Regions from separate parts of the Homo sapiens genome. Here region 1 is linked to region 2. Evidence: chromatin loops called from intact Hi-C (ENCODE). Cell type or tissue: Caco-2. All regions are shown on one strand. Links, peaks and the distances in the headings refer to the core of each region. The heading gives the core; the rest is flanking DNA. Region 1 has its middle 70 kb from the start of LINC02038. Region 2 overlaps LOC102724877.

Region 1 (16,329 bases), core at 4,656-12,655, 210 kb before region 2:
ACAAATGGCAATTCAAAAAACAAAAAATAAAAGTTATAGCAAGGATTGCTGCAATGACCCAGTTAAGCAGTCCTGGAATGTCAGAAAGCCAGAGTTTATCACCCGTAAAGCTCAGGTCATGGAAAGGGCAGCTTGGGCCCTGGAAGGTTCCGGAAGGGTATCTGAGGGTGAGGAAAGGGAAAGTTCTTTGGTGAGCTCCCTGAGGCCGTCAGTGGTGGAGGGAAGCAGGCCAGAGGGTACGGCTGGTTTCTGTGATGTGGCTGCAGGGGCGAGAGGGAATGTCTCTCCCAACCTACTATTACGGCAGCTGCGGTTGGGCCCATCCTGACAGCTGGGCACTGGCAGAGAACACAGGAAGCTGGTTGACCCCAGCCATCAGCACAAGCGGGAAGAGACAGCGGTTCTCCCAAACCCTGAGTCCAGGACACACCACTGCAAACTCCCAGGAGCCTAACTGTCCGGGTTTATATTGTACCTTCCTGCTCGTGGCTAGAAATTCACGTTACATTTTTTTTCAAGATATAATTTACATGCAGTGAAATACTTAGATCTTAAGTGTTTGTTCAGATTTGGCAAGTGAATACACTCATCTGCCCCGTACCTTGATCAAGACACAGAACATTGCTCTCACTCCAGCAATTTCCCTCACGCCTCTTCCCAGTCAACTCCGCTTTGTATACACACAACGTAAAGCAACCACTGATCTGAATTCTGTCACCACAGGTTACATTTGCTATTGCAGAACTCTATAGAAGTGGAATCATACAGTGTGTCCTCTTAGGAGTCTGGCCTCCTTAATTCAGCATGTTGTTAAGATTCATGCATGTTGTTGCATGTATCAGTAGTAGTTCATTCCTCTTTTTTTTCTTCCTGAGTAGCATTTCATTGTATATCACAATTTGTTGTTTATTCATTCACCTATTGTTGGACATCTGAGATGTATCCAGCAGTTAGCTATCATGAACAATCTTGCTATAAACCTTCCTGTATACGTCATTGTGTGGACATATGATTTCATCCCTGTAGGGTAAATACCTAGGGGTGGAATTGCTGGGACATAAGGTAGTCACATGTCAAATTTGTAAAGAAACTGATGAACAGGTTTCCAAGGTAGTTGTTCCAAGTTCATATTTAAAGTATGACTATCCAGGTGGTCTCTGTGCTTCAGGCATGTGAATAACTGCACTGCTATGAAGTGCAGGTGGAGATGGTATAGCACAGTAATGAGTACATGTGCCTGGGGTTTGCGACATCTCAGTCACATTTCTGCTCAAGGGTCTTGGTTTCCTTATCTGCCAAGTGACTCAGTTGAACAGACAATGTCTAAGGGTATTTCTCTTTCTACTATGAGATGAGTCTTTCATTCCTTCACTTACTAGGAAAGCAAAACAAAAATATGTTAGTGATTATTTTCTTTAAAAGTTAATGCCTGCTTTGTAACCTGTTGTTAGATTTGTCATCTAACAATTTCAAGCCCTGTGTCAGATATAATACTTGCAGCTGCGCATAGCAGAAAACCCAAACTGGTTTAACCAATAAAGGGGAACTATTAGCTCATGTAACTGAAACAAGTCCAGAGGTAAGGCCAGGGCATAGACATAAAGTGACCAGGATTCCTGCTCCATGTCTCCATGGTTCTCTTGGCTTTGCTTTCCTCTTTTTGATGGCTTTGTCCTTAGTTTGGAAACAAGATGGCAGCAGTTCCAGCCCTCACTTCTGTGCACAACAGAAGAAGAGAAACTATACTTTCCAGTGGTTCTTTCTTACAAATGAAGAAACTTCTTTCTCGAAAGGTTTTAAAAAACATCCCCTCATGTCTCATTGGCTGGCATTGGATTGCACGTCCTTTCCCAACCAATCTCTGTATGCAGAATAGTGCCATGATCAAATTAGCATAAGCCTGGATTCCCGGGCCAGTCAGTGATCCATTATATTCCCTGACCCTACTACTGTAGTTGGGATGAGGCCAGTTTCTCCTAAAGCATATGACTATGTAGAGACAGAATAAGTGCCTCCTCTTCAAAAAAAGTGTGTGTGTATGGTAGATATTTGGCAAGCAACTAGTGTCCACATAGAGCCCTTCTTCACAGGTATAGACATTTACCACATGGCCCTTACCAGAGGGCTAACAAGGGATCATCCAGAAGAAGACTCAGAATCAAAGGCAATTTGGTAAGTGTGGCAGGTTAAATATGATCACAAATACTTTTCAGCTCTTCCCATCAAATGGTGGAGTCTATTGTCTTATCCTTAGAATCTAAACTGACTTTGTTTTGACCAACAGAATGTGTCAGAAGCAGTAGTGTGTGTATTCCACAGCCTAGGATTTAGGAAGGTCTAAAGGTCTTCCCCTGCTCTCTTACAATATTCCCGCCACCATATGAGGAAACCTGGGCTAGATGACCTAAAGATATAGGATCACATAGAGAGGGAAGTTCAGCTGACAGCCAGCTCAGCTCTAAGGCACCAGGTATGTAGTTGAGCCCTCTTAGATCCTTCAATCCAAGTCAAGCTGTCAAATGACTGCAGCCACATGAGAGACCCAAGGCAAGACCAGCAGAAGAACCACCAAGCTGAGCTCAGCCAACCAATGGAATTATGAGAAATAATAAATCATTGTTATTTAAGCCACTAAGTTTGGGGTAGTTTATTACATAGTAATAGGTGAGTAAGTCAGGAAGGGCATTTAAAACTCTTCTAGTCTCTCCAGTGGGTGTGGTCTACTGAGCCTATCAGATACACTCACTACTTACTGAGATACAAGGCAGCTCATTCCATTTTTAGAGCACTCTACCAGAATGCCTTCCTACTATAAAAGCAGATTCAGCCTCTCTTGTGCTTCTTTCAGCCCCTCTTGTGCTTCTTTCAGCCCTGGGGTCTTTCAGCCCACTCACTGGGGTCATAGAGAACAAGTCCAACCCCTCAACCACATAGAAGCACATCAGCTAACTGCAGTCACTCATCTCACCATGAGAGATCATCCTTTCCCAAAGGGTTCTCGACCCTTTTCTATTGCTGATGGAATGGAGAATGGTGAACCTAGAGGGCCAGACCAGTTAGGGGGCCATCACAATTACCAGATGATGCCATGAGGGTATCCTGAAACCCTGGGTCCATGGCTGTAACTTGCCCCTGGCAGGGCCTACGCTGACTTGTGGGAGCACCAGTTAACCTGCCAATATAAAGTCGGCTTTGATTAAAGGGGAATGAGGCAAGCAAGAGGGCAGGGCAGGCACCCACTGGCTGCTGCAGGGAGGTCCATGTGGAGGAGAAGGACGGGCCCAGCAGACAGGCACTGCCTGAGATTTCTGTACCCTGCAGGAGCTGGGGCAGGAGGCAGGGTAAGAGAGGCTACTTGTGGTACAATCTGTTCAGGTGGGCCTCTCCCTCCTTGCCCACCCTGCTGTCTTTGCAGGGGTTCCTGGGCCTCTACCAAGCAAGTCTTCAGTGTCCCAGCAGAGAAGGAAGCCTGGTTATCAGGGTGCCTGGGGAGTCTGTGTGTCTCCCCCAGCAGCCCTCTAGTGCCCCAGGGACTGAACCACATTTCTTTCCTCTCTTTATGCCCTGAAGCACACTTGAGCACAGGGCTTTTAGGAGGCCTCAATAAATATTTGTCACCAGAACTTTGCGCAGTCAAATAGAAACTGCACGTTGACACTCTTGGATGGGATTACTTCAAGCTACCCCTTCTCAGGCACCTTGGGTTCTCAGCAACCTCTGACAGTCAGCCTCTCACCCACTCCTCTGTGGGCCTCAGCAGCTGAAGTGGGGATTCCAGGAGTCCTTCTGCCTGGCATATAGAGGGTGGCCCTGGTGAGGACCCAGCGTGCTGTGGAGGGAGAACAGGGAAGTTGCCCTCAGGACCTGACTCCTATGGAAGACTCCTCTGCTGTCTGTGCCCTGCTTCAAGGTGGGAGAGTGGGGTGCCCTGGTGGCCCCCAGGCCAGACCAGAGGCTCGATGCTCAGGGGGCAGGCAGCCATGGTGAAGGAAAGCAAACCTTGCTATTCAGGGAGACCAGTGCCTTCCTCAGAGGATGGGAGGGCGGATATACAAGGAGGCGTCCGGGGGCAAAATAACGGTGTAAGGAAAATGGTACTGCCCTAGAAGGCAGGAGAAGACCAACTAGCCAGAAGCTATCAGAGTCCTGGAGTCCCATCCACCTTCACTCCTTCGGCCTTTTTCATAAAATCGCTATGCCCTAACTCTTCTTCATTCCCCAGTCATGTTGCCACAAGCCACTCCTCACACAGCACCCTCCTCCCCTATACCCTGAGCAGTGTGTTTTCCTGAGAGTTTATATTTTTCCCCTTTGCAAATTATTATCTCCAGACCCTTGAATCTGGAAATGAGAAAATCAATTAGCAAGGGATTACAGTCTCAGACATTTTCCCCCACCTTTTGCTTTAGAAAATATATCAAGAAATCATTGTGACTCTTTAGATGGATATTTCATAAATCTACTCAGTTGAAAACTCAATGAGTGAGATAAAGGTTAAGTCAGATCCCTCAGATCTGTGTGTGCAGAGGTATGTGGAAGCCGCCAGGGAGAAAGGCCCTGAGTGAGGTCACTGTTACCACTTTCTGCCTCAAAATGTAAAGATGCCTTTAACAGAGATAAGGTGAATAGAAAGCCAGCCTTTTGCTTGAGATGAAACTATTATTTTTAAACTGGTCCTAAAAAGTCTGACCATTTCTCAATTTTGTGGGATAAAAAAAAGAATTCAGTAAAAGTTGTGCCATCCAAATTTGATGGCAATTAAGAAGCAAAAGTATCCTCTTTCAGGGAGTGAAAATTTTTCAGACAAAGAAACTGAGTCCTGGAGTGCATAAGTGATTTATCTGAAATCAAAGACACTTATTTTCTTCACTTTTCACACCACAGACTCATGAAGCTTCTGATCAGAGAGCACTAAAACCCAATTGGCTTGTTTCAGGCAAAGGAAGTGCCAGAAAGTCAGAGGTAACTGACTAACTGCTTCCACCTTGGCCCCACCAAATGCTGCAGGGTGATAAGGGTTAAATCAGACAAGTCCCAGCTCTCAGAGCTGCGTGTACTGAGGTGCATGTGAACAACCCTCCCCAGAGAAGGGTTCCTTCTGTTATCTTGATGGCAGGAGTATTCAGTGCCCTTTGCATAACCCCCAGAGCCTTGAGTCTGACTGCAAAGTTTGCAAAGACTGTCTCCAGGCTGTAGCCATTGCAAGTGCTTTTGCAAAGATTAGGCTGTTTGATAAACAGATAAAGTTGGAACTGGAAGGGACTTTAGAGTTTGCCCAATTCAGACCTCTCAACTTTCTGTTTTTTCAAACAGAGGAGGAAGTTGCAGCTCAGAAAAGAGGCAAGAATCATCCAAGTGACACACAGTGACTTGGCAGCGTTGGAGCTGGGACGAGAACATGAGCTTGGGTCACCACCTTGCACAGCCACAGGGGAAGGGTGGCTCCTCGAAAGGTCCCCAGAGCTCTCCTTCAATCCCGGACCACATGCTTCCTCCTTCCAACTATCAGCTCCAACTATTTAGCAGTTGCTGGCTTTGCACAAGGAGAACTGGGAGTAGTCGGCATATCGTTGGTTTGCAGATGGGTCCACCAGCTCAGCAGTTGAAGACAATGCCCCCTTCAACCTTCAGGTTAAAAACATTTATTTTCTTAAGCCGCATCCGCATAAGAATCACCAGGGACTCTTGCTAAAATCCAGCTCCCTGGGCCCCATGTCAGAGTAGGAAGATGAGGGACTTCATTTTCAGAAGCTCCTCTGGTGACTTTTAGAATAAAGCAAGCCTGGAACTCTCCCTCCTTCTTTTGTCTCTTCAGCCTGGCATTCAAGACTCTTTGCTATCAGCCTGACTTCCTGCTGATCACATTTCTATGCCTCACGGAACTTTTTGGCATTTCATAAAAATTTCGTAAATTCATAATAGTGAAAGCTACCATTCGCCCTGCACCTCTAGAGTACAACACAGGCAACTCTCATTGACAGACCTCTCCCAGGCAGATGAGGATAACGGCCCCCACTTACAGTGAAGACTAAGGGATGGGAAGTTTGAATAACTCTTCTAAGGGCACAGAATCCTCACTCTCAGTCACTTCACAGCACTGTTTCCGTGAGCAAGGCCTTCATTTTTCTCACACATATCTTTGTTTATGCCATTTCCTCTGCAAAACTGTCACGCCTTCTGCCTGCCATCTCTGCTTGATAATGTCCGGCTCATTCTTTCCGGCCAGCACCACTTCCCTCTGCTTCTTTTTAGGCACTTGCCACGTTATGCCTTGTGCTGGAGGTGATCGTAGGCACTTTCTCCACTGGCTTTTTAATATTTTTTAGAGATAGGGTCTCGCTCTGTCGTCCAGGCTGGAGTGTAGTGGCTCACTACAGCCTCAACCTCCCAGGCTGAAGCAATCCTCCTGCCTCAGCCTCTCAAGTGGCTGGAACTACAGGCACACACCACTTACGTCCGGCTAATTTTTGTATTTTTTGTAGAGATGGGGTCTCACTTTGTTGCCCAGGCTGGTCTCAAACTCTTGGGCTCAAGCGATCTGCCTGCCTCCGCCTCCCAAAGTGCTGGGATTACAGGCATGAGCCACGCACCAGGCCTGCAGCCACCTTTTATCAAGCCTCCACCCTCACTCCACACAGCAGCACCAGTGATCATTTTTAAATATCTTTCAGGTCATCTCACTCCAGGTTCATCAGGTCCAATGGCTCCCCTCTCCCTATGAGCAAAATCCCTTGCCATAGCCTGCACTGGCTCTCTGGCCTCGTCTACTTGGCCTACTTCTGCCCTCCTCGCCCACCCAGCTGAGCATGCTGGCCTCCCTGCCAGTCCACCAAGATGCCACACACACTCTCCTCTTCACAGAAAGGCCTGGGCATACAAGTGACTCTCTCTGGTTTCCTTTGAGCCTCTGCTCAGACTTCCCTTTGTCACAGAGGCTTCCCATAACTTCCAATATAGGAAGGTGGCTCCTTCTTGCATGCACAAATGGGGAGTCAAGGCCCAGTGGAGGAAGTTTGTTCTTCAAGGTCACACATCAGCCAGTGGCAGTCAAGACTGACACCTGGATCTTTCAGCTTCTGCTTCAGTCCTTTTGCTGCTGGTCTCTCTGACCAGCAGATCCTAGAATCCATTCTTAATGCATGGATTTGTCCAATTTCCACCAAGCACAGGCTGTGTAATCATAAGCACAGCTTCACTTCAAAGCCTGCATTTTCTTAAACATAATGGGAAGGGGGTGGAGGGAGGCAAGAAGCAGAGATGTACTTGGCCTCCAAGGTCTTCTCTGAATCAAATAATCTTTAAGGAAGGACTGAGCTTTGACACCTGACATTCCCACCCCTACCCCACAGCAGATGCAAAATATGTGAGGGCTAAAACACATGAAATTTTATGGACCTTTTGTGAGAAAAAGAATATAAAAGGTTATAGATAAAAAATAGATATTAATATGGATATTTATTCAGAAAACTGGGAAATACCATAAACATATTAAAATTTTTTTAAAAACAGTATTTTTAGTAATTCATGTTTCATGTACACCTGTAATACTTTTTTAATCTACATTTTTTACTACTTTTTGATTGCTGCTTAATATGACAATGATTTTGCTATATTATTTTCAATAGAGATAATAGAAAGATAATTCACTCATTCTACTAGCAGGGTTGACTGGAGTTTGTTACATTATTATTGAAAGTTGGGGTCCATACAATTCTTGATTTCTCACTAGATATGCTTGTTTTTTATAGCACTCCTATACGTCTGTTTCTAGAAACACAGGAATTCTCATGATTTCTATTTTACACAATTTGCATTTAAAAAGAAGAAAAAACATAGTACATGTACATTATAAACCATGCTTTATGAAGTATAATCCTGAGAGGGGAGAACTTTCCTTCGACCAGACATCAATGAAATGAATTCATGCCTTTACAACTGTGTACACGTGATACTTAGACACTTTTTTGTACGGGTTGGTTTCTAAGTCCTTGCAAACCTTTCTTCTTCTCCATTACCCACAGACCTCCAGTGTTTAGTTTAATTCTTGACGGGCTCTCTGTCTGGTCTGTATCTCTGTGCCATGACAGCAGGTGAGTCGGCACAGTGTGGGCATGTTCCTGGAAGTCATTTCTACATCAGCAAGGCTAGAAATAATGTGATTGTACGCAGATGGACAGCAAAAGACGGCTCTACCTAAGGGAAGCTTGAGTAGGGCATGCTTTAGTTTGGACTTATGAAGTATTGCATGCTTCATATTTCATGAAGTCCAAACTAAAGCACCCCCTACTCAAGGTTCCCTTAGCTAGAGTGCACAGTTGCCCTGGGGCCACTTTCACCCCACTTGACAGCCCTTGGGTATGATGGAAGGAAAATCAGAGTAAAAATCGCATTCTTAACTAATTGTGATTAAAATATCTGATTTTTGCAAATTTTATGAAGACAAATGGCATTGAGAACACTTGGAAGCTTAAACTTCATTATCTTCATGTGAATTCACCCCTGCCCTTGAAGCAAAAAACTGCCCACTTCTCCTACCTGTGTGAGAGGAATTCAGCAAATTTAGCCAGTGAGTTAAATCAAGGAAGAAGAAGGCTCTTTGACCTCACGATAGTTTATTTTTTTCTCGGTAGAATAACCTCAATAAACTTCAGGCAAGGGCTCAGCTGTAGAATGAAACCTTGATGAGTTCAATTACAAAGGATTACACAGGGTCTTGCTTAAAATATTTTGGCCTTGTGTTTCATTCTGTGTTTAAATTACTCCACCATCATTTATAATCCTCATGACATTCTTGTAAGGCAAGTAGGTGGCAAGGATTATTTTTTATGGTGTTGAAGCTCTGGTTCAAACAAGGCCAAAGTCTGGCAAATGAAATGTAATCAGCAAGTTTTATATGAAAACAAAGGAAACCAAACATTGAAATCTTCACTATTAAAGATAACTTTATGTTATCTGCTTACCCTAAATACCATTTGATGTTTTGTATAGTTGAGGTATACAACTTAATAGCAATATTTTCAATGTATAGATAAAAACTACTTTTAGAAAAGGCAAATTTTGAAAGCAATTATATATTGTCAGCTACTTTCTTAATAGATCTCTTTTTATCTTCTCAAAAGGACTATAAAGTAAAATAGCTTGAAGATGAAAGAGTGTGATTTTCCATTTAAGGGGCAGGCCACTCTTTCTGTTGGCCAAGAGATCGTTGATATATATTTGAAGATAAATAGTTAATAAAGGTGTTTGGATTGCAACATCTGTTGCCATTCTTGGAAGCTGGGACTTAATTGCGGACTGGAGCATCAAATCTTCAGAGAGTTCGTAAGACAGAGATTGATTGGGGTCACCAGGTTACCCAGAAGTAAAATCCCAATCCTTATCTTTAAAATGCAGTGTCCAATTGATTCTCTCTGGATCATTACACACAGCACATGGAGGTAAAGCCAAGGAGAGGAATGGTCAAACATTATCCTTTTCAAGATATCTAAAAAATAAACCATAGCGGTGCTTTGATTTTGGTGAACAGTACAAAGTGGAGCGCCAGCTAAGGCTCAGAGCTAGAGGTAGCAATTTTACGTTAATTAATGCATCTCTCAAATGTACATTCAATGAAAAGAAGCACTGGTAATGCCCTGTTTTTCCACCTTAAAGCCTCAACCACAGATGCCAAGTCTGCCCAGCCAGGGCCAGCAAGGTGAAAGCTCAACTTGTAAGTCATAGTGTTCTCCTGCCATTAGCAATCTATAAAGTCAGAAAAATAAAGGAGATGTTTCTATGATTGAGATGTGATCAGCATTGACAGCCAGAGATTGCTCTTCAATTGCATCAGGAGAACCAAGTTCTGGTCAGGCAGTACCACTAAGCCACCATGTGACCTTGAACAAGTCAACCTCCCTCCTGGGCTACCATGGTTCTCTCTTTAAAATCACAGTGTAGACTAAATAATTTTTAATATTCTTCTCAGAATTTGAACTTGAAAGTCTATTGTCTTTATTTTAATTGGTAGCCTTGCTCTGTGTCTTACTTGAATACCTTTCCTGGAACTCTGGCCCTGAATTTAAGAACTTATCCCCCTCCCCAAAGACAGAGACTCAACAGAAAAGGCCTAAGCCTTGGTCATAGGTACCATGGTCCAAAAGGACAAGGGATGTGGCTCTCCAGCTGTGAGTTTACATTGGTAGTCAGTAGATTCTGAAGGAAACCAATGAACAAATTTCTAGAATCTCCCAGAGAAATGGTGACATCAACAGAAGATATAATGCTACTTTGCCCATGGGAGCTGTAAGAAAACAGACTTGTAGCTTCCTGACGAACTTTAATTTCACTGGATTTTCCTTTTTGACAGACATATGAGCAAAAAACTCAAGCTTAGAAGATAACTCCCAGGACCTAGAACATCAGGGAAGCCTGTTGTATAAAACCATTCTACTGGTATCCAGGGCAGGGTCCCCTCAGAAAGGAATGTGTGAGAAAATACCACGGCAAGTTAAGTACCATATTTTATAAGCTTAGAAAAGAAGGGAGACATTGAGGCATGTCTACTATTTGCTTTCTCTTGTTGGCACATAAAAGGTCAGCACTTAGAAGCTGAGATTTCACTGTCCAATAAATATGAAAAAATGCTCCCCTGAAAAAACCTGCCCACCTGAAGGTATCATTAATTATTCTTTCTTATTAGAACTAAACTATTTTAAATTCACCTATATGTCACAATTATCAAATCAGGTATTTAGTATCTTGTTACAAGGATCACAAAAGACAGTACTCTATATAAAATAGAAAAAAAATTAAGCTGCCTTGTAATAAAGGTTACTAAGCATATTTCTGATACAGTTGCAATGCAGGGTGTCATTCTGCCTTTTAAAATTATTGCTTTTTTTTAATTTGGAAAATATACATTTGGAATTGTTACATAATTTTGTTATTTGTTCAATGCTCACCCCAGGCTTAACAAATCATTTGGAAACAGAAGAAAGATGAAATCTATTCATAGTAAAGCTTTTTGCTCCTTTAGACACACCGCACATACACACCTGTTCAGATTCCCCCTAACCGTTCACATTTCTCTGCTCTTCTCTGATCACCTCATGATGTTGTTGCCTTAATTAGCTCCTGCACATTTTTAGAGGTTTAGGAGGGCTAAAGATTGCTTGTTCCCATTTAAAGGCCAGCATGCTTTCTGCTGCCTGGTAATCCAGTAATATATTTCTGCTGAGTTCCATTGTATCCCAAGAAAGAGGAGAGTCACACCAAGGAGACGGCTTCACTTCAGCTTCCCCTTTTCCTTTCTTCCCAGCCAGGATGCTTCTGGCTGGCCCAGAAGTAAGTTCACATATTGTGCCAGGCAGCCAGAGAACAGCTCCTTAGTGCTTGCGCTAATCCTCCTCTTTACTAAATAAGCAAGTCAAGCTTTGGGGGTAGGGATGGGAAGAAAATTATATAATTTGAGTTAATTGGTTTGGGGCTACCCAAAGCCCCAGCTGCATTGAAGGGAACTGTTTGGTCTTCAAGACCCAATTAGAGACATTCAGCTGATGTAAAATAGATTTTATTCTTTTTCTGAAAGTTATTGTCAAGAGACTCAGCCTTCATACCATACCAGAAAATATCCTTTAATCACAGGCTTCCCAAATGCATTCTGAAAACCTGTCTGGAAATAGGTATATCTAAATGCATGGAAGGAATATAAAGACATGCAAACTAACTAGTTTATTTTACAGGTTCAAGAATTCACCTTCTAGTGATAAGACAGGAACTCCTTTTCAACAACCCTTCAAGTACTATAAAATGTGTGTTAGCTAATCAAACTGTATGAACAAATGATCCAACCTCTATCTTTTTTTCTGAGAGATTGTTTGGACAGGCTTGAGAAATTCATGTTTGGCCTTCTTAGAGCTGAGACGAAACCACATGTGACTTCTGTTTGAATGATCAAAGTGTAAGGAATGGCCAGAGTGACATTAACTTGCAAAGAGCCACACTTTGAGTCTCCACTCTGAGTATTCAGAGTGAGAATCATTGCATGTTTAAAATGACTTGAGCTGTGCTGGCTTTTTGGTCCCGCAGCCTTTTCAAACGATGCTTGAAATTGTTTTTTTTCAAACCAATCTTTTCAAAAAGGCTACTCCTTTTTGTAAGGTCCATGCAACCCAGAAATAAATTAGAAGCAAGAATTGTAAAGTGCATAGGTAGTACCTATGTTTAGAGAATGGCTAACTTGGTGCAATAGTTGCTCATTTGCACTATTTCCTGAGAGAGGACCACGTGCATGGGATGGGAAAGGAAATATAATTCGGACCAAGTCCTTATCCACAAAGAACTTTCAAGCATGCAGAGGTAGGAATGAATGAGGGAATTACAGAAACAAGCACAAAGTTGAGGAAAACAAAGCAAGGTACAAATGCACATACTAGAGGGTAAGAAGAGGTAGAGAGCTAGTTAGAAATTCTGTAACCCGGGAGGCGGAGATTGCAGTGAGCCGAGATGGCACCACTGCACTCCAGCTTGGGCGACAGAGTGAGACTCCATCTCAAAAAAAAAAAAAAAGAAAAAAGAAAAAAAGAAATTCTGTGAAAAAAATGATGTTCACGATGGGTCTTGCAAGCTCAGACTAGGTCTTAAAAGCTAGAGTCGGCCAGGCACGGTGCTTCACGCCTGTAATCCTAGCACTTTGAGAGGCCGAGGCAGGCAGATCACCTGAGGTCAGGAGTTCACAGCCTGGCCAACATGGTGAAACCCCGCCTCTACTGAAAATACAAAAAATTAGCTGGGCATGGTGGTGGGTGCCTGTAATCCCAGCTACTCAGGAGGCTGAGGCAGGAGAATTGCTTGAACTCAGGAGCCGGAGGTTGCAGTGAGCCAAAATCATGCCATTGCACTCCAGCCTGGGCAACAAGAGTGAAACTCTGTCTCAAAAAAAAAAAAAAGCTGGAAGTCCCAGCAGGCAGAAACATCACTTACAGTGCTCAAGACCCCTCCTAAACATCATTTTGTTGGGAAGATTATTCTAGAGGACACAATATGAAGAAGAGGACAAAGACAGGAAGGTTTCAGAGAGACGTCTGGAAAACATTGAGCAATGCAATCGAAATGAAACCACGAGTATTTGTGGGGAACACACGGAGACTGAGTTTGAAAGACTAGATCAGGTGCAGATCCTAGGCCTTGACTGCCCAAGTGAGAAATGTGTACCTTGTTTCAAAAGCAATGGAAAGTCACCTAAAGATTTGAAGCTTAGAAATGAATGAATGGATCAGAACTCTGCTTTTAGCCAGGGTCTATGACATCAGTGGACTGTGTAGGAAAAGGAATAAGAATGAAAGCCAAGCCCAAAAGAGCTATTCCAGAGTGTGGAGAGCATGCACTACTGCAGGCAAAAACACTTTATCCAGTAGGAGACCAAGGTGTGCTGCATCCTACAAACAACCAAAGACCTGATTCTGAGATAAGCAGGATGGTATCCTGAGAAGTGACTTTTATTCATTTGACAGATATAATTGAGTGCCTGCTCTGTGGTAGGTACTGTCCTGGCACGTGGGACACATCAGTGAATGAAACAGATACAGATCCCTGCCTCGCGAAAGAAGTAATTACCTCTCACATGGTGCTCCACATCCCCTTCATAAACAGCAGAGGTGAGAGGCCAGTTTCTAAATAAGAGCTTTGACAAGTACAGCCCTTTCCTTATAGTTGTACTTTGACAAGTACAGCCCTTTCCCTATAGCTACCAAACTGGTGTGTGGATTAGGAAGTAGCAAGACCACGACATGCCTCACGATGTTAGAGGTCCTGTAGGGAGGTGAGCAAACAATGTGCATGCTGCATACAGCTAAACCAGCAGCATCAATATACAAGGGGTGACATCAGGTAGATAGGGGCTGCCCCAAAGACCAGAAGATGCCATAGTCCAGAAGCAAGTGAGATCAAGAGCCTGAGCTTATGTAAAGACATAAGGGAGGTAACTTGGCAGGAAGCAACATAGAAAAGGGAAAGCAGAGCACTGAAATATGGCATTGTTTGCAGAGCAGGAGAAGGACTCTGGCTGCAGACAGCTCGGTCCAGCCCTTGGTGCAGGTGCCACATGGAGACGGATCCATCGGGGCATTAGGACATCATGCCCTTGATATAAGCATACTCCTCGCTACCCCTTCTTGCCCTGAGACTCTGCTTTCCAGGCAAGAAGCTGCTTCCATTTAGCTTCCTTGGAGAGCTTGCCTACAAGGAAATGATGGGCTGGACATGAGTTTGTCTGTCTCCCCAAGAAAGACCAATTACACCCTCCAAATGGATGAATTGGAATGCTCCTCTACATATTAGTTGCCTGTACGACAGACTCTGTGAACAGGATCCTCCCAGGAGCTCAGCTCGACAAGGGCTGATCTTGGAACTGGCTGACTGGCTGATCTCACCAAGCACAGCTAATCCTTTTTTTTTTTTTTTTTTTTTTTTTGAGACGGAGTCTCGCTCTGTCGCCCAGGCTGGAGTGCCGTGGCGCGATCTCCGCTCACTGCAAGCTCCGCCTTCCGGGTTCACGCCATTCTCCTGCCTCAGCCTCCCGAGTAGCTGGGACTACAGGCGCCCGCCACCGCGCCCGGCTAATTTTTTGTATTTTTAGTAGAGACGGGGTTTCACCGTGGTCTCGATCTCCTGACCTCGTGATCCGCCCGCCTCGGCCTCCCAAAGTGCTGGGATTACAGGCGTGAGCCACCGCACCCGGCCCACAGCTAATACTTATAGGGAACACTATATACCAGGCCCAGTTGTGAGCACTTCATGTGTATGATTTCATGTACTCCTTACAACCATCCTATGAGGTTACCAGGATTCTGATTTTATCAATCATGTTAAGTAACCTATGCAAGATCACACTGCTAGAAGGTGGCAGAGCTGGGATTCAAGCCCAGGTTCTCCTGACTTCTGGCTACACCATTCGGGTATACAGCAGGTCTCCAGGATCCCTCTATTGCCTGCTCTCAGCACCGTGAACATCCAGTCCACATTGGGGTGAATGCGATCGAGGGTCCTTCGGGTGAATCGCCACTTCATTCCCACTATTACATCACCTTAGTAGAAGCATTTCACTGAAATCTAACACCCTGTACATGTATATAAATCACTTGATTCTTGTTGGAATCCCGAGGAAGGCAGAGTAGAGATCATCCTCTCCATCTGACAGAGAAGGACTCAGATTGGTGAAGGTGAAGCAACTTACCAGGGTTATGTGGCTGGCATGAGAGAGGCCCGCCTTTAGAAGTCATGTTCTTTAACTCCTAACCTGGAGCTCTTTCCAATGGCTCTTTAAGAACAGGCTTCTTTCTGATATTGGCACATATATATTGGCCCAGGTAGTGCCTACCAGAGCACCGGGCATGTAGCTCCAGGTGACTCTGTGGCACTAAAGTGATTGGTATCAGATCAGCCATTCACCCACCTCTGCAGGCTGAGTCTGATCCTGACCTCACAGGACAGTTTTTAGGAGTGGGGCTATGGAAAGGGGCTGGAAGAGCAGACCCTGATAATCATAAAATCTAATGCTCGCTTAAGGCTGCCTTGGCCCAGAATGTTCTCTAAGTACACTGAGTGTATTCACGCATTTAAACCTTGGCAGTAACCCTGACCAGCAGATGCAACCCTTGTTTCCATCTTACAGATAAGGAAACAGGGAGGACAGGAAGCCCTGGCAGGTTTGCCCAAACTCACACAATCAGTAAGAAGCAGAGCCAGAATCAGGATGCAGAGCCCACTCAGAATCGCACAACAACATAACCACACCACACTGCCACTTAGACAAGTGGTGTCATCCTGCCCAATGCCATATTTTCCTAGATGATCTGAGTTGAGTGTCCCTTCAGAGGCCCTCGGTGGATCCCAGTCTTCCCATGTGAGAAGTGAGGGATTGAACTTCATGATAAAGAACATCCTCCAATTCTCCAGTAGATTCATGCTGACTTCCTCCTGAATGGGGCCCACTGGAAATACACCCCCGCTCTGCCAATATTTTTATTCAGCTTTTGTGGTATTACATTCAGGAACAGTTTCAAAATCTAAAAGCCCAAAGGAAGCTGAGCAGGAAGGCCACCTAGAATGCCTCCTACTCCTAAGAAAGCGGTGGAGTGTCTTCAAATACAACCGCTGAGGTAAATCCCATCATTAGAACTTGCCAGGAGATGGGGGTGGTTCTGCCTCTGTGGGGTCCTAATCGGAGCCCTTGTGAGAGAAGCTGCTTCTGAATTTTTCTCATTAACTCCTCACAGGTGCACAGGCCCCCACTGAAATTGGACTCATATCAGCTGAACCCGTAGGGGACCTACAACTGCAGAGCTCAGCCTA
Region 2 (16,329 bases), core at 3,863-11,862:
GGGGGGTGGTGCATAGACTTCAAAAAGCAAACAAGCCCCCAAGGACATTTCCAACTCAGTCTGGGACAGTTTAGAAATCCATATGCAAAGAACCAACCCTGAAGCCCAGGTTTTTTAGTCCAACCAACTAAACCCTGGGAGGACCTTCCAAGGAGGCAGGGGTGCCGTCATGAAATGCTCTGTTCGCATCAGAGGTCAGTCTGACTTCCGTCCACTAAAACTACTCTCCAGAGACTCATTGCAACCTTCAACGCGGTTGACTCCGGAGTCACTCTCCTGCCAATCAATGGAACGGCAGTAGTTTGGAGAAATTGCCAGAGAGTAGTGCCTCTAGGAGTCACGATTGGCCTCGATGTGTGGATTCAGGACATCTGCATTCCAGCCTGGCCTCTGCTACTTACTAGCAGATAACTTGGGACCAATCTCTTAAGTACTCTTGAGCCTGTCTCAGAGCTGTAAATTGAAGCAGCATTCATTCAACACTCATTGGGCACCTACAACGTGCCAGGTGCAGTGCAGGGGGATGGCATATTTTGCCCCTCTCTACTTCACAGGCTGCTGTGACTATCAGGCTGTTCGGAGTCTGGAAGTGGCTGCTAAACGCTCGTGATGTGTAAATATTGTTTCTACTGCAGGACTCCCATGGAGTGGGAGATGCGTCCTCAGCGAGTCCCCTACCCTCGGATGCTCCTGCTCTGATTTCATATCAAAGCAATGTGATTAGCTCTGAGGTTTTTCATGATTTTCCTTCATAAGACCCATTTCGAGGGCTAAAGTGACACCTGAAAAAGTATGATTCATGCAAATAGGCATTCTCCAGTTTATCTTTTAAAATGGTGGGCCGGGTGTGATGGCTCACGCCTGTAATCCCAGCACTTTGGGAGGCCAAGGCGGGCGGATCACGAGGTCAGGAGATCGAGACCATCCTGGCCAACATGGTGAAACCCCATCTCTACCAAAAATAAAAAAAATTAGCTGGGCATTGTGGTGGGCGCCCATAGTCCTAGCTACTCAGGAAGCTGAGGCAGGAGAATGGAGTGAACGCGGGAGGCGGAGGTTGCAGTGAGTTGAGATCACACCCCTGCACTCCAGCCTGGGTGACAGATCGAGACTCCATCTCAAAAAAAATAAACAAATAAATAAATAATAAAATGGTGAATGGTACGGACTTTGCCTTATTCATCCTGCAGGGTAATGCACACAATAGGTGCTCAATAAATACATTGAATGAATAAATGAGTGAATGAATGCATAAAGGCAAACCTTGCCTCCAAGAAGGAGAATTAGTAAAATGGAATCAGAAGGAAGGAAAACTTTTCCATGAGTTTATTTTACCCATCTCCCAGGATACCAGCATCCTCTCTAACCCTCTCCAGCTCCTGTGAATGACTCAAGGTTGTGTGTTCCCTCTCCAGCTATGATCCCTCTGTCTAGTGATCTTCATGCACTGTCAGGAGGCCAGGTGCGACTCCAGGAGCTCAGGCTCCCGACATCTTGTTACAGCAGTCATACGAAGGAAGTGGGCGACGTGCGTGTCCCCCACCACCCTCGCACTAACTGCTAGGGCCAAGAGGAATATTTTCATCCAGTCTTTCTCCCCCTTTCTTTCTTCTTTTAAGCTTCTTCCAGTGATAAAAGCTGGAGCAAATTGAAATTGGCAGCTCTGTGGTCTTCAAGCAACAGGAAAAGTACTAGAGATCATGTGAACGACACTTTTGAAAACCCTTTAAAAAAATCTAATCTTGCCTCAATAAAAACGACATCATGTCACTGTAATCGGCAGAGGAAAGGCTTGGAAGTTGCTGGCAGTGGCCCAGCAGAGTTCAGGGGTTATGTTGGCTGTGGTGATTTCCCACGGGAAAGGTAGACGAAGAGTACTGCCTCTCAGGTGAGCTTCTAGGCCTGTCAGGTGCGAGGCGGAGTGGGGAGGAATAAGGTCCCCCCGCCATGCTGAAGTCTCCCTGTAATCTCCGGCACTGCTGTAACAGACTCAGAGGCAGGCTCCTCCACCCTCCTCTCCCACCTGCCTTTCTTCCTGATGGAGCTTTTGGCTGTGCTCCTCCCTCTGGTTGGCTGACTTTAAGGGAGAGATGAGACAAGAGCTAACCTGGGAAGTCTCAATGAGGACAAATCTCCTGGTGAGGGCACAGATCTAGAGCCAAGGAGGGTGGCACTAAATGCTCCAATTGCACTCAAGTGTGGAGTCCTTGCAAATTCACCCCTGTGTGGTGTGAGCCAAGGACAACAATCAAATGGCAGGTTGACCACGCTGTAGCTGGCCATTCTGCAACGGGGGCTGCTTTAGCCCTGGGAAGTGCAGTGCTGGGAGCTGGTTTTCACAGCGTTGCAGCTTACCTTCCATGGGTAGTTCCTATCTACTACTAGCCAGTAATCCATTAGCATGGATGGGTATATAAGGGATAGGCAAGAATGGCCACTGCAGGGTTTGAGGGACAGGGGCCACAGATGGAAGAGTTACTTTTCAGGATTTACCCTTTTGTACGGGTTGACATTTTTAAACATATTTTGAAGTTCAATCATTCAATAGATAAGGAGACAAATCCATCAGCAGCAAATGAGCCTTCAGATGATGCCTGCCTCTCCTGCATCCCTCATCTCCCTTCTCAGACTGGGGGACACAGGCCCCTTCAGGGATACAGACTGGCCCAACAGGGAGAAATCTGAAATTTCACTTTTACTTGAAGGGCGGAGGGAGAGGCAAAGACATCTTTTTTTTTTTTTTTTTTTTTTTGAGATGGAATCTCACTCTGTCGCCCAGGCTGGAGTGCAATGGCCTGATCTCGGCTCACTGCAACCTTCTCCTGGGGTTCAAATGATTCTCCTGCCTCAGCCTCCTGAGTAGCTGGGATTGCAGGTGCCCGCCACCACGCCCAGCTAATTTTTGTATTTTTAGTAGAGATGGGGTTTCACCATGTTGGTCAGGCTGGTCTCGTACCTCTGACCTTGTGATCTGCCCACCTCAGCCTCCCAAAGTGCTGGGATTACAGACGTGAGCCACCGTGCCTGGCGGAGACATAATTTTTATATAAAAAGAAATACGGGTGCGATAGCTCACGCCTATAATCCCAGCACTTTGGGAGGTGGAGGTGGGCAGATCACTTGAGGTCAGGAGTTCAAGACCAGCCTGGCCAACATGGTGAAACCCCATCTGTACTAAAAATACAAAAATTAGCCAGCGTGGTGGCACGCACCTGTAGTCCCAGCTGCTCAGGAGGCTAAGGCAGGAGAATCACTTGAATCTGGGAGGTGGAGGTTGCAGTGAGCCAAGAAGGCACCACTGCACTCCAGCCTGGATGACAGAGTGAGACCCTGTCTCAAAAAAAAAAAAAAAACAACATGAATCCATGTGGAGTACAATGCAACATGTACTTGCATGAGTAAGAGGAAACATAATACAGTGTCTCATTCTTAGCATATGCCGTATACCAACAAGCCAACCACTGAGCCCGTGATGTACTCAGTGCTGGTTCTTGTGTTTAAGGGCCTCTGAGGCTGCAGCGGCATTTGAGGTTGTACCTTCCTCCAGGGGCTGCACACGTGAAGCAGAGCCTAGTTGCTGTCCATGACCTAGACAGCAGGTGTTCAGAGGGCTAGTGGGTGTTGGGGTGGTGGTTGCCTGGAAGGGCGGGAAGGATCTTGATTGGCTGAGGACACTGAGGGCTGGGAGACTGTACGAGCAAATGTTGGTAGTGGCTTGGCCTTGGTAGAGGGTTGGTCCTGGGACAGAGACAAGTATGAGGTGCAGCATAGAGACAACAAAAGTGGATCCAGATTACAGAAGGCTCCCATGGGGGAGTCACACGGTTTACATCCATGTGGCCAGCGAGTGCTGCCCAAACTTGCTGTGTTAGTTCTACCCCCACAATACGTCCAAAATCCAACTACCTCTTTCCTACCATTCTGTTCCAAGCCAGCTTCACTTCCTACCTGGATTAAGGTTACAGTTTACCTCTATCCTTGCCTACACAGAGCAGCCAAACTGATCCTTTACAAAGATGAAGCATGTCAGCCAGGCACGGTGGCTCACACCTGTAATCCCAGCACTTTGGGAGACTGGGATGGGCAGATTATGAGGTCAGGAAATTGAGACCATCCTGGCTAACATGATGAAGCCCCGTCTCTACTAAAATACAAAAAATTAACCAGGCGTGGTGGCACATGCCTGTAGTCCCAGCTACTCGGGAGGCTGAGGCAGGAGAATCGCTTGAACCGGGGAAGCAGAGGTTGCAGTGAGCCGAGATTGTGCCACTGCACTCCAACCTGGGCAACAGAGCAAGACTCCATCTCAAAAATAAATGAATGAATAAATAAATATAAATAAAACAATGGAGCATGTCATGTAACTGCTTTGCTCAAAACTTTGCAATGGCTCCCGCCTCCCCGAGAGCAACAGCTAGATCCTTAGAATGCCCTCCTTCTCACCAGCCTGCATCATCGGGCCCCATCACTCTCACTCTCAGCTCCATCTCCCTCCTCTTCCCCTTGCTCACTTTGCCCCAGTCACTCTGGCCTCCTGGCTGTTCCTAGAGCAGGTGGTCCTGCCTCAGAGCCTCTGCACCTGCTGTTCCCTCACTCTAGAAAGCTTCCCCCAGCAAGCTCAAAGTCAAAGTCATCTCTCTAAGGCCTTTCCTGAGCATGCAATTTAAACCTGCACCCTCCCGGCACTCCCCTTCCCCTTTCCCCACTTAATCTCCCTCTAGAGTACCAATTACCTTTTAAAATAGCATTCAACCGATTTATTTATTTTGCTTATCTGTCTCATCTAAAATGTAGGCTCCAAAAGCATACGGATTTTTTTTTTCTGCTTTCTCAGAATGTAATGTCAGGCAAACTCTTCCTCTGGAAGAGTTCCCATTAATAAGTGTTGAAGAAATGAGGGAAATTTGAAAAAATTCCCATTAGATCACCACAATAATAGTTGCTACAGGCAAGATCCTTTGATGGATTCTAAATTTAGTAGACAGAAGTATAAGCAGAAATAGACCATTTGCATAGTCTTGAAGTACTCTCCTCCACCCCCTACAAAAATATTTAGGAAATACAAAGGGAAAATTGTAACTTTACAGTGAACCATCCTTGCAGAAACCACTTCAACAAAGTGATCACGGTTAACATCAGCCATGAGATAAAGTGGCATCATGGAACCCCTGACATGACGCCTGGAAAGGGCACATTCTCTCTGTGATGTCCTTCCAATAATGCAGCTCCTCGACACAATCCTGAGAAGACACCAAACAAACACAAATGGAGGAGCAGGCTACAAAATAACTAACTAGTCCCCTAAACCGTCAGCAAGTGCAGGAGAGTAAGGACACGTGACTTCTAAATGCACTGTGGAATCCCAGATGGAATCCTACAACAGAAAAAAAGACTTGACTAGGAAAAAATGGTAAAATCCAAATCAAGTCTGCCATTTATAGTATTGTACCAAGATGATTCTCTTAATTTTGATGACTATTCCACGGTTGTGTAAGACTGACATAAGGGGAAGCGGGTTAGAGGGTATAAGAGAGTTCACTCTACTATTTTTGCAACTTCTCTGTAGATCTAAAATTACCTCAAAGCAAAACATTTTGAAAAAAAATCATCAGAGGTAACTGCAAATTTGTCAATCTTCTTTCACAGAACTTTATACTTCTCAGCAGAGAGGAGGGAAAATCAGTCTAGGAGATATCATTATTAAACTTGGAATTTGGAAGAAGGGTCTGCCAGTTAGTTGCTCAAGTAACAAACCTGGTGTCCTTTCCTTTTTTTTTTTTTTTTTTTAAAAAAAAAAGGTCTCACTCTGTCGCCCAGGCTGGAGTGCAGTGGCACAATCACAGCTCACTGCAGCCTTGACCTCCTAAGAACAAGTGATCCTCCCACCTCAGCCTCTCGGGACCACAGCTGAGCACCACCAGCTGGGACCACAGCTGGGCACCACCACACCCTGCTAATTCTTCATTTTTTTTGTAGAGATGGAGTTTCCCTATGTTGTCCAGGCTGCTCTCAAACTCCTGGGCTCAAGCCATCCTCCCGCCGTGGCCTCCCAAAGTGCTGGGACCACAGGCACGAGCCACCACAACCCACTCAGTGTCGTCTCTGGACCCCTCTTTCTCCATCATGGTCCAATCCAGTCACCAAGACTTGTCGGTTCTCTTAATCTCTTGAATCCCTCCTGCTCTCCTGCTCTCCAGCCCCACCAGCACCTCGGAGGCCGGCCTTTCTCTTCTCATCTGGGTTACTTCTGGAGCCTCCTCTGGAATAAGGGGAAAATAGTGAAACTCTAGAGAAGGGCGCTCTTTGCAGACCTGGAAAGGTTCTTCCTTGCAAATGAACGGCATGGAGTTACCTCAAAACCAGGGAGAGGGAAAACCAATGTACGTGACATGGAAACCAGGGTAAAAAAACTGCCTCAAACCTACCAACAAGTGAAAGGAAAAATCTACAAAACTCAAAAGCCCGTCTTGGTCATTCTACACAATCTTTATTCTGTGAGAGAAAGCAGTGGCCCCCACTCAGGATATCAAAGACTGAGGTCCCACGTTATCTCCAGGTTTTACTCAAAGAACTCTGCATATTTGGGTATTATTTTTATCTCTCCCTTTCGTTTATTGTCTCAGGGTAAACACTTGTGATTCATAAATGCCTTAAGAGTGAATCAGTATTCTCCTGTTCAAACCAATAGAGGCCACATCAAACAATAACCTACAAGGTATTATTAATCATTAAATAGGCATATATATGAGCACTCAGGCAAGGGAGCCATTTTTCTTCTCTTGTTTGTTTGTTTGAAGGAAATTAACAAAGTACAAACCTTGATTTTGACCTATTCAGAAAAAAAGCATTTTTTTAACCATTAAAAACTTAGTTAAATTCAAGGCTAAAAGGGCAAATATTTCACGTGGGAAAGTGCTCCTTCGTTCAGGAGACTTCCTTCAGCCATTAAACTATGGTCTGGACTTCAAACTGTAGTAGTTACTTTTTCCATAAGCACACACCATCAAAAAATGAACATTCTCAACCATGGCTGGTAGAAGCAAGAGTCCATTGTAGAATTTCTATGCCGCGGCCACACCTGGGTGCAAACTGACAGGTGGGCAAGCCCAGAGCACATCTGCTCTACGGAAGAAGAAGAAACCAAGTCATGTCAAATACACTGTAAGCACAGGCGTCACGGGACCTCCCTCTCCTTCTCCCTGCCCCTATACACACTAAGGGAGGTCCTCTAGCCTCAAAAATGGGGGTTCCTCCCTCTAAGGATGGTAGATCAATGGTATCACCCCTCACAGATATGGAGGTGCTAAAACATGAATGATTTTTCAATAATATTTCTTCTCCCTGTCCCTCAGGAAGCATCTCTGCTCACACCACGACTGAATGGACACGTGAATCTAGCACATACAGTCGGAGGCCCGCAGAACCGGGATGGTCATGTATCCCAGCCTATGCCAGTTGTCCCAGCATCAGTGTTACTAGCATTATCTTCCACTCTCAAAAGTGTTCCAGTTTGAACCCTAAATGATATGGTCACCTCCACAGAACTGGAGCAGGGAGGGTCTTGGGTGTTCATCTTTCCCACCAATCTTATCTCCTACAAGTGAGATGGGTGTCCAGGGAGGATCTGCCCAGGTTTATGCTTTTGATTTCCCCCTCCCTCTGCAGCCCTTCCCATGCCCTCCTGTCTCCGTGAGGGAGGGAGGACCACCCGCGCATCCTGCACGCCAGGCCCATATTGACGCCTGATGCTTTTGCCTCCATTCAGATCTCGTCTTTCTGTGAACCTGAGGCTCATTTCAATTTTTCAAGGCAGGACCACAACAAGCTCTGCATCTGCCTGCACACAAAGCCGAAATCACAGTGCTTGGGTGGTGGGGACCCTTTTCCCTGAAAAAGAAGAAGTCAGATCATTTCTTAAGGTCTCTCCCAGCCTTAGAACCTGTGATTCATAAGAAACTGGCTGAAGCTTTTGGTTTGTCAATATACTCATGAACCAATTTACCAGAGTGGTTGCCATCCATTTCTTTGAAAAAATTAGCACCTTGTGAATTTTCATTAGATGAATGAGAGTACCTATCTTACATATCAGAGATGTTTATTATATAGTAATAATAAAGGTAGCTAAGAACTTACATTGTATTTACAAAATGCCAGGCACTGTACTAAGCACATTACATATATTGGTCCTTATAACAATCCTATAAGGTAGGTACAATGAATACCTCCCCATTGAACAGGTAGGTAAATCAAGGTACAGAATTGTTATGTCACGCAGCTAGAATGCAAGCAAGTGGAACATGAACTCAGGCAGTCTGGCTCCGGAGTTGGCCTTTTCACCACCCTGCTATCCAGTTTCTCCAAATATCTATGTAAATATATGTTCAGCATTCCTAACCGAAATAATCAGCAGGCCAGTCAAATCTCAGCTGTAAAACACTTGAAGTTCACAGAGCAAGTCACTATTTACATCTAGGAGGGCATTTCACCTCCGCTTTATAGACCCCTTTACCGATATCACTCAGCATTGTAAAACAACAGGTGTGTTGAGGTGCTCTGTCAAAACAGGTGTTTCTGTGTGCTGTGTTTACACTTATTTAACCCAGGGTGTCTGGGCACAATTGCTATTTATTTCTTAGTTATACGGAATCTTCCACAGGGAGCTCGTATGAAAAGAGGTGTGAGGTGGGAAAAGAGGTGAGCAGCGGCCCTACCTCAGGACCTTTGGCTGGGCTTGTACACTACCCCGGCGACTGCTCACTGGACTCACCTGTCCCAGGCATCCTCCACACTTTCTTTTCCAGTCTTCCAGAAGGACCAGTGATCTGCCTACTGGCCTTTTTTCCCCTTCCATCTGCTTCCCAGCAGTGGAACCTGCCTGCTTAAATCTTACTTATTAACTATACATAGATATGGCAGACTGCGATTACAGTAGAATTGTTTGGGAGCTCAGTATCTTGCCTCTTCCCACGTACCTTACCCTGGGAATTGCTTTGTACTTGCATATTGCCATGTGGTGGTGTGTCTTTAATAACCATCAATAAAGATAGGCCTGGGAAAACACAGACAGCCACAGACTCCTCTAAATTCACCTGACTGCACAGAACAGAGCTGTCTGGAGAGGTATCCCGGCTACCCAGAGGTGGTCACCAGGAGTGGTCAAAGTAAACCCACCCCCTTTGATTCAGCAGCCAGAGAGAATTTAGAAGAATAGGCTCACCCTCTGAGGGTTCCTTGAATCCAATAAAACCTGTTCTTAAGTCTGAGTTCATTTATGGATTTATTCTCCAAATATTTGAGAGTGACGGTTCTGTGAAAAGTATTCGCCTAATACCACGAGGTGTTTCATAGCTTCTTTATCAGAAAAGCAATAGAGATCAAGGATGTGGGAAGGAAGGGGAATTTTTTTTTTGAGACAGGGTCTAGCTCTGTCATCTAGGCTGGAGTGCAGTGGCACGATCTTGGCTCACTGCAGCCTTCACCTCCCAGGTTCAAGTGATCCTCCCACCTCAGCTTCTCAAGTAGCTGGGACTACAGGCACATACCATCATGCCCAGCTAATTTTCGTATTTTTTTTGTGGAGAGATGGGATTTTGCCATGTTGCCTGGGCTGGCCTTGAAATCCTGGGCGCAAGTGATCCACCCACCTAGGCCTCCCAAAGTGCTGGGATTACAGGCGTGAGCCACCGCACCCAGCTGGGAAATTTTTATAATATAAGCCTGGGGTGTCACACTCTGCACAGATTAATAGCATTTGAATAGCAGGCAGGGATGGAAGTAATTGTCAAAATAGGTAGGTAATTTTGCCTTGCATGTAGTAGGTGCTCAAGAATATTTATCGAGTGGAATTAAGTTAAACAGACAATTAGAAATTGGATGGTCTTAGCCACTGACTATACTGTCTGTCATCAGTGCAGGTTCACTCAATACAAAGAAAATGAGCTGGGATTCTACCCCTCCATCCAGGTGACAGGTGGTGCTAGATGCCGAGTCTAGGTCTGCCCCAGGTGCCAGGGCTTTGAGGGCAGGGAAGGAGATGAATAGCCACCCATAACAAGGAGATCAAATACTTGAACTTGAGTACTGGGGTGCTTCCATGACTGTGAGAGCCTATTGAAATAAAGGTCACAGCTGGATACATGTATGATATATGCACAGCGTGGCAACCTCCTCCAGGAGCCAGCAACATGCTGGGACTTTATTAGGAGACCTCCCATCAGGTAAGGTGAGCCTGGCACACACCAGCACGCTGCAAGAGAACCCGCTCTCCCTGAGTCCTCTCAGATTTCAACCAAAGCTGGTCTGTGGAAGTCCAAGTCCGCAAAAGGACAGACTCCTTTTCCCTACTAAACATAATGTCAATACACCGAGTGAGGCTGAGGGAATCCAAAAATGAGCTCTGTCATGTAGACAGTTGCCCACAGTAGTTAAGGAACTATGGAGATTCATGCTCGGTCCTTTCTCTGAAGCTCTGAGGATTCAGTGTACTGCCTCACCCTTTGTTCTGAGCCACTGTCCCCCGACCTCCTGCCCTGGACCATCACCCCTAGACTGAGTAGCAGGGTATGGTCCCCCTAAGTCCGCAGTCCTGGTCATCATCTCCAAACAACCCACAACTTTTCCAGCCTATGGGATTACATATACATATATACACACACACACACACACACACACACATAATGTGTATATATATGTGTGTATATATATAAAATGTGTATATATACACACATATAAAAAGTGTGTGTGTGTATATATACATATATAATGTGTGTGTATATATACATATATAATGTATGTGTATATATACATACATACATATATATAAAAAAATTTTTTTTACTTTAATTTCCGGGATACATGTGCAGAACATGCAGGTTCGTTACACAGGTAGACACGTGCCATGGTGGTTTGCTGCACCTATCAACCCATTATCTAGGTTTTGAGCCTTGCATGTAGTAGGTATTTGTCCTATTGCTCTCCCTCCCCTTGCCCCCCACCCCCTGACAGGCCCCAGTGTGTGTGGTTCCCCTCCCTGCATCCATGTGTTCTCATTGTTCAACTCTCATTTATGAGTGAGAACATTCAGTGTTCGGTTTTCTGTTTCTGTGTTAGTTTGCAGAGAATGATGGTTTCCAGCTTCATCCATGTCCATGCAAAGGACATGATCTCAGCACACGTAGGTTTATTGCAGCACTATTCACAACAGCAAAGACTTGGAACCAACCCACGGCCCATCAACGATAGACTGGATAAAGAGAATGTGGCACATACACACCATGGTAGCCTACGGGATTGTATGTTACACCTATGGCAATACAAACAGCATGGCACGAACAACTAACTAGTAAAAAGCGATGCAGCTTCCAGAATTCCACACGGGCCCTCATTCTCAAACCTGGTCTTCTTTTCTGAGATCTTCCCAGAAAGCCTTTCTGCACTAAATGCTGAACTAGGCAGCTCGACCCTCCGTGCAGGGACGCCTGGGATCCTACTTCTCTGTGTCATTTCCGGAATCTGCTCAGTCATCCTTTTGCTAAGTGGGACTCCTTTCCCTCATGTCTCTCCCTTCTGATTTTCCTCCACAAGAAAAGGAACTTCCCTCATTTCCTCTTCCCGCAAAGATGCACCTGTCCTCCGGATTACTGACATTCTTTACCAGATTGACAGACATCTCTTTTGTCCTCTCTGTTCCAATTTCTGGAAATCTGATTCTTGTCCATGGCTCTCCTTAAGAAAGAAAAGTCAGTTCTCTCCTGGCCTGTAAGTTCCTTTCTCCACCCTTTCTCTCTAGAGGTACTATTTTCCAGAATTCCTGTCTATCCCATATCCGGAGTCCCCAACAGCCCACAGCCCAGCCAAATGTCTCCTGCATTGACCACATAAATCCAATCTCTCCCTTCCTGGGATGCCCATCAGAGCCCTTCCAGCCTAGACAATCTAGAACAAATGGCTGTGTATGAGGACCAAATGCTATGGTGGACGCGAAAGTGCCTCGTCAACTGTCAAGTAATACCATGTGGGTGACAGGTACCTTAGGAACCTCCCACTCTGTAGAAGAGACCAGAAGGGCCCAGTCATGCTAGAGCCCATCAGTCTTTTTTTTTTTTTTTTGAGACAGAGTCTCACTATGTTGTCCAGGCTGGAGTGCAGTGGTGCAATATCTCGGCTCACTGCAACCTCTGCCTCCTGGGTTCAAGTGATTCTCATGCCTCAGCCTCTGAGTAGCTGGGACTACAGGCACGTGTCACCATGCCCAGCTATTTTTTGTATTTTTGGTAGAGATGGGGTTTCACCATGTTGGCCAGGATGGTCTCAAACTCCTGGCCTTAAGTGATCCACCGGCCTCAGCCTCCCAAAGTGCCGGGATTACAGGCATGAGCAACCATACCCAGTCATATCATCTTGAGCTGCAGCTGCGGCAGCTGCCTGGACCATCTTCTCCTGTTCTCTATGCCTGACATCTAAAAGTAAAATATATATTTCATTTGCAAACATCATCTCTCAACCACTTGGAAGATCCATTATTTTTCTCACTTCTCCCTCTCCTAAGCGTGAAGCCGGCCAGCAGCACAGTGTCTTAGTGCTCCAGCCCCTTCTCTGTATTCCTACCATCATGTCTTCTCTGGTCCTGAGATAAAAGCGTAGCACCACCGGAGCATCAGTTCTGGAGCTAGAACTATTCCCTCTTCCAATCTTCCTTTCAGAGCACAAATCAGGGAAACACATTGGCAATTATAAGAAGAGAGGACATGTGGTTTGGCTTGGTTTGGTGGACTGAGAGGCAGCCTGCCTATCCTGGACAGATCCTGAAAGAGACTTCCTATGTCCTGGAGCTGAGAAATTAAGATCCCTTCTTTTTCAGAGAATATAGCGTGATGAGCAAATCTGAGAAAGGAGAATCACAGCACGGCAAACCTGGGACTGTGCTCTGTGACACTACCAAAATCACTCACCAGCAGATGGCTCAGTGTCTTAGCTATAAAATTCATGTTTGGTGGTAATGTTGGTCACTTGCTGTAGACAATATTTAAAAATGTTTTTCTCCTATAGAGAGATACAGTAAAGAGAGTTTCTAGACTGGCGGGCAGTTCTGGTTTTGCTACTCCCCCGCTGGGAGGCTGCTTGACCCTGTGCAAGTCGCTTCTTCCTGGGTTCAGTTTCCCTGTCCATGAAAGGAGTGGGCTGACTCGGTGACCTCTTAGGTACCTTCTCCCTTCTCTTCCAGCTTCCATCTTTCTATAATCTGTGAGATAATGCAAGAATGCTGATGATGATGATCGTAACGAAAAATATGTTGTGGCCGGGTGCAGTGGCTCATGCCTGTAATTCCAGCACTTTGGGAGGCCAAGGGGGGTGGGTCACCTGAGGTTGGGAGTTCGAGACCAGCCTGACCAACATGGGAAACCCCGTCTCTACTAAAAATACAAAATTAGCTGGGCATGGTGGCGCATGCCTGTAATCCCACCTACTCAGGAGGCTGAGGCAGGAGAATCGCTTGAACCCAGGAAGCAGAGGTTGCGGTGAGCCGAGACTGCACCATTGCACTCCAGCCTGGGCAACAAGAGTGAAACTCCATATCAAAGTATATATATATGTATATGTTGTATGGCCGGGTGTGGTGGCTTAGGCCGGGTGCAGTGACTCATGCCTGTAATTCCAGCGCTTTGGGAGGCCGAGGTGGACAGATCACTTCAGGTCAGGAGTTTGAGACCAGCCTGGCCAACATGGTGAAATCCCATTTCTACTAAAATCACAAAAATTAGCCAGGTGTGGTGGTGCATGCCTGTAGTCCCAGCTACTTGGGAGGCAGAGATGAGATAATCGCTTGAACCCGGGAAGCAGAGGCTGCAGTGAGCCTAGATTATGCCATTGCACTCCAGCCTGGATGACACAGTGAGACTCTGTTTCAAAAAAAGAAAAAAGAAAATATGTTGATTCATCCCAAATCACTTTCAGGTCCTAAGTTTTACCAAATGGTTTTTCTGGATAGCTCAGTTTTTCTGTTTTTGATTTTTGGAGAAATTTGGTCTGACGTTACCATTTGGGCAGCTTATCAGCAAGGCAAACACATGCATGCCCTGAGTTTAAAGGGGATGGGCTTCACCCCACATTCCAGAGGCTTCCTGAGGTCCCTGGGCCTGCCCCCATATGCCCCAGCCCCAGCATGGCTCTGACCCTTTCATGCACAAGGGTACAAGTTAGCATCCCTGTGATCCCTCAGGGATACCCTCCTTCATCCCTGGCCTTGCAGGCTCGCCTCACTGAAGCTCTGCTCAGAGGTTAGGAGGTTAGCTGGGAGCACATTTAGAGCCTGCCCACCGCCGCTGCTGTGGCTGGGCCAAACGTGTGATTTAAGCCATTCCAGGATGCCCCGCCCCCACCCTACTGGGAAAGGCTTTCTTGGCAACCATCCTCTTTCAGAGCCATTAGAAAAGTGCACATTCCCTTGGTTTCACTGGCTCCAAGCGAGTGTTGGGGGGTGGGGGGAGTATTACAGGCTGCCGTTAGCCAATGTTGAAAGCTTCTGTTTTCCACCCCCACCTCCAGTTTGCAGTGCAAGGTCCTAGCTTGGCCAGGAATCAACCAGGCATTTTGTTCAGAAGTAGCAACTCATTTTTATCAAAGATGGAATGCAGTTGCAGTTGTTTCTAATGCCTCTGCATGACAACCAGGGCTCTTGCTCCAAGCACTCCCGACTCCTCTTTTCCCCGCAGACACTTTGCTTTCTCACCTATCCCTTTCTACATCCAAAAATTGGATGCAGAGCTGCTCAAGTGCCTCAGAATTCAGGAGTCAAAAGTTGTAGCAATTCAAAGTAGCTTTATTGTGTCTATTTTAAATGCAGGCTTTGGTGATCACAACTCTATAAACCCAACCGAAAATTACCCAAGGACCACAGCAGTTGGTGTGGTGAAAACAGCTCCCAGCTGGCTTCTGCCCACCCTACACCCCCCACACACCCCCAGCCTTATGCTGCTGTGGGCAGCTGAGCAAGTCCCTTCCCTCCCTGGGGCTTAGAGTACCCACTAGTAAGCAGAGACTCCAGATCAGCTTTCCTTAACCTTTTTTGATTGCAAAGAGCTTTGCGATTCTGCTGAAAGCTGTGGACCCTCTTCTCAGGAGAAAGAAAACGTGATGCATCCATTTATGCATTTGGAAAATATTTATTAAGCTCCTGTTAAATATGCACATACAGACACACGTTGAAATTCCATTTCAGGGGCTTTATAGGTAAAAAAAAAAAAATCCTGGTTATGAATTCTGCGATCAGCACATACAGACTGCTATCTAGAAAGACTATGATACTGATTCTAGTAGAGGGTTCTCAAGCTACCAGTCAGCACATGCCAGAGAACGGGGGCAGCAAGGTGGTCATTACAAAGGTGACCTCTAGTTGCCCCCCCCTTCCCAGCACCCCCACCTGGCACGCGCCCCAGCAAACATGCATGCACAGCCGGCCTGGAATGTGCTGTTTCTGGGCACTGGGACTGCTGGAAGCTGGCTGCAGCCCTGGAGAGATGACAAACATGTCTTTTCTATCCTGGGCTTTATTTTTCTCACGGTCCCTGAAAGGGCTGTGATCAGGTGATATGTGTGGGACTGCTCCCTGTACAGGTGCAGAGCAGGTACCGAGGGGAGGAGAAAATCCACCGTGTGTGTACTTACTCAAAGCTCGTTCAATAGCCCTCCCAGGATAGCTCTTGGCAGGGCAGCTACCACGTCTCTGGCAGGCTGGAGGGAATCTGAGTGTGAGAAAGTCAGTCATGCGGAGGAAAAGGGAAAAAAAAAAGCTTCAAGTCCTCAGGCAAAATACCTTTTTTCTTCTTCTCTTGCTCTCTCCTTTCTGTAGCTTTAAACCAAACCCACAAACCACTCTGATACCTAGGGGACAAAGGGGAGTTTCACTAGAGATGCAGTTATTTGTTTTATGGTTTGAAAGCAAACAGGTGATGCGGTAAGACAGAGAAGTCGCCCTTCCGGGGCGGGGGTGGGGGGACGCTGTGGGTGGAGACAAGTGCGGGAGCCCCTGGTTGTATGTATTGGGCATGACACGGTGAGAACGATTCAGAACGATGCTGGTGTCACAGGGGGATCAAAGAAGTGACCTCCACTGATGAACTGGGCTCCATTTTCTCTTTGCTTTGGGAGTCGGGGGAAAAGGATGACTGAAAAATAAAGGCTGTTTCTATCTATCTAAGAGCATTCTTCCAGATGCAGATGCTTCTTCCTGAGTTTAGGAGCTTACTGTCCCATTTGAGAAGGGGTGGGGAGAGGACAACGTTGGTCCTATTTTCACTGCCTAGCATAAGGAAACTGAAAAGTCATCTGTGA

Evidence for each region. Hi-C counts contacts between places; a loop is a spot of excess contacts. Peaks named below come from ENCODE experiments on the same cell type or tissue, not always from the same donor. Only the 100,000 strongest peaks of a DNase experiment are listed, where the experiment ranks them.
Region 1: a loop joins it to region 2, with 9 times the contacts of the local background. A loop is called at or near these places in 4 of 110 quality-filtered maps.

Annotation. Positions count from the first base shown.
Region 1 is chr3:193,905,979-193,922,307 of GRCh38, forward strand. No RefSeq gene overlaps it. Among named protein-coding and RNA genes, the nearest start is that of LINC02038, 70 kb to the left of the region's middle. In Caco-2, for the core only: no CTCF peak of the experiment used is centred there; DNase peaks (open chromatin) are centred at 5,133 and 9,283; H3K4me3 peaks cover 2,054 bases.
Region 2 is chr3:194,115,471-194,131,799 of GRCh38, forward strand. LOC102724877 reads left to right here. Exons shown (of 6, transcript XR_002959666.2): 6 at 7,353-8,004. Among named protein-coding and RNA genes, the nearest start is that of HES1, 13 kb to the right of the region's middle. In Caco-2, for the core only: no CTCF peak of the experiment used is centred there; DNase peaks (open chromatin) are centred at 6,211, 6,511, 8,401 and 8,941.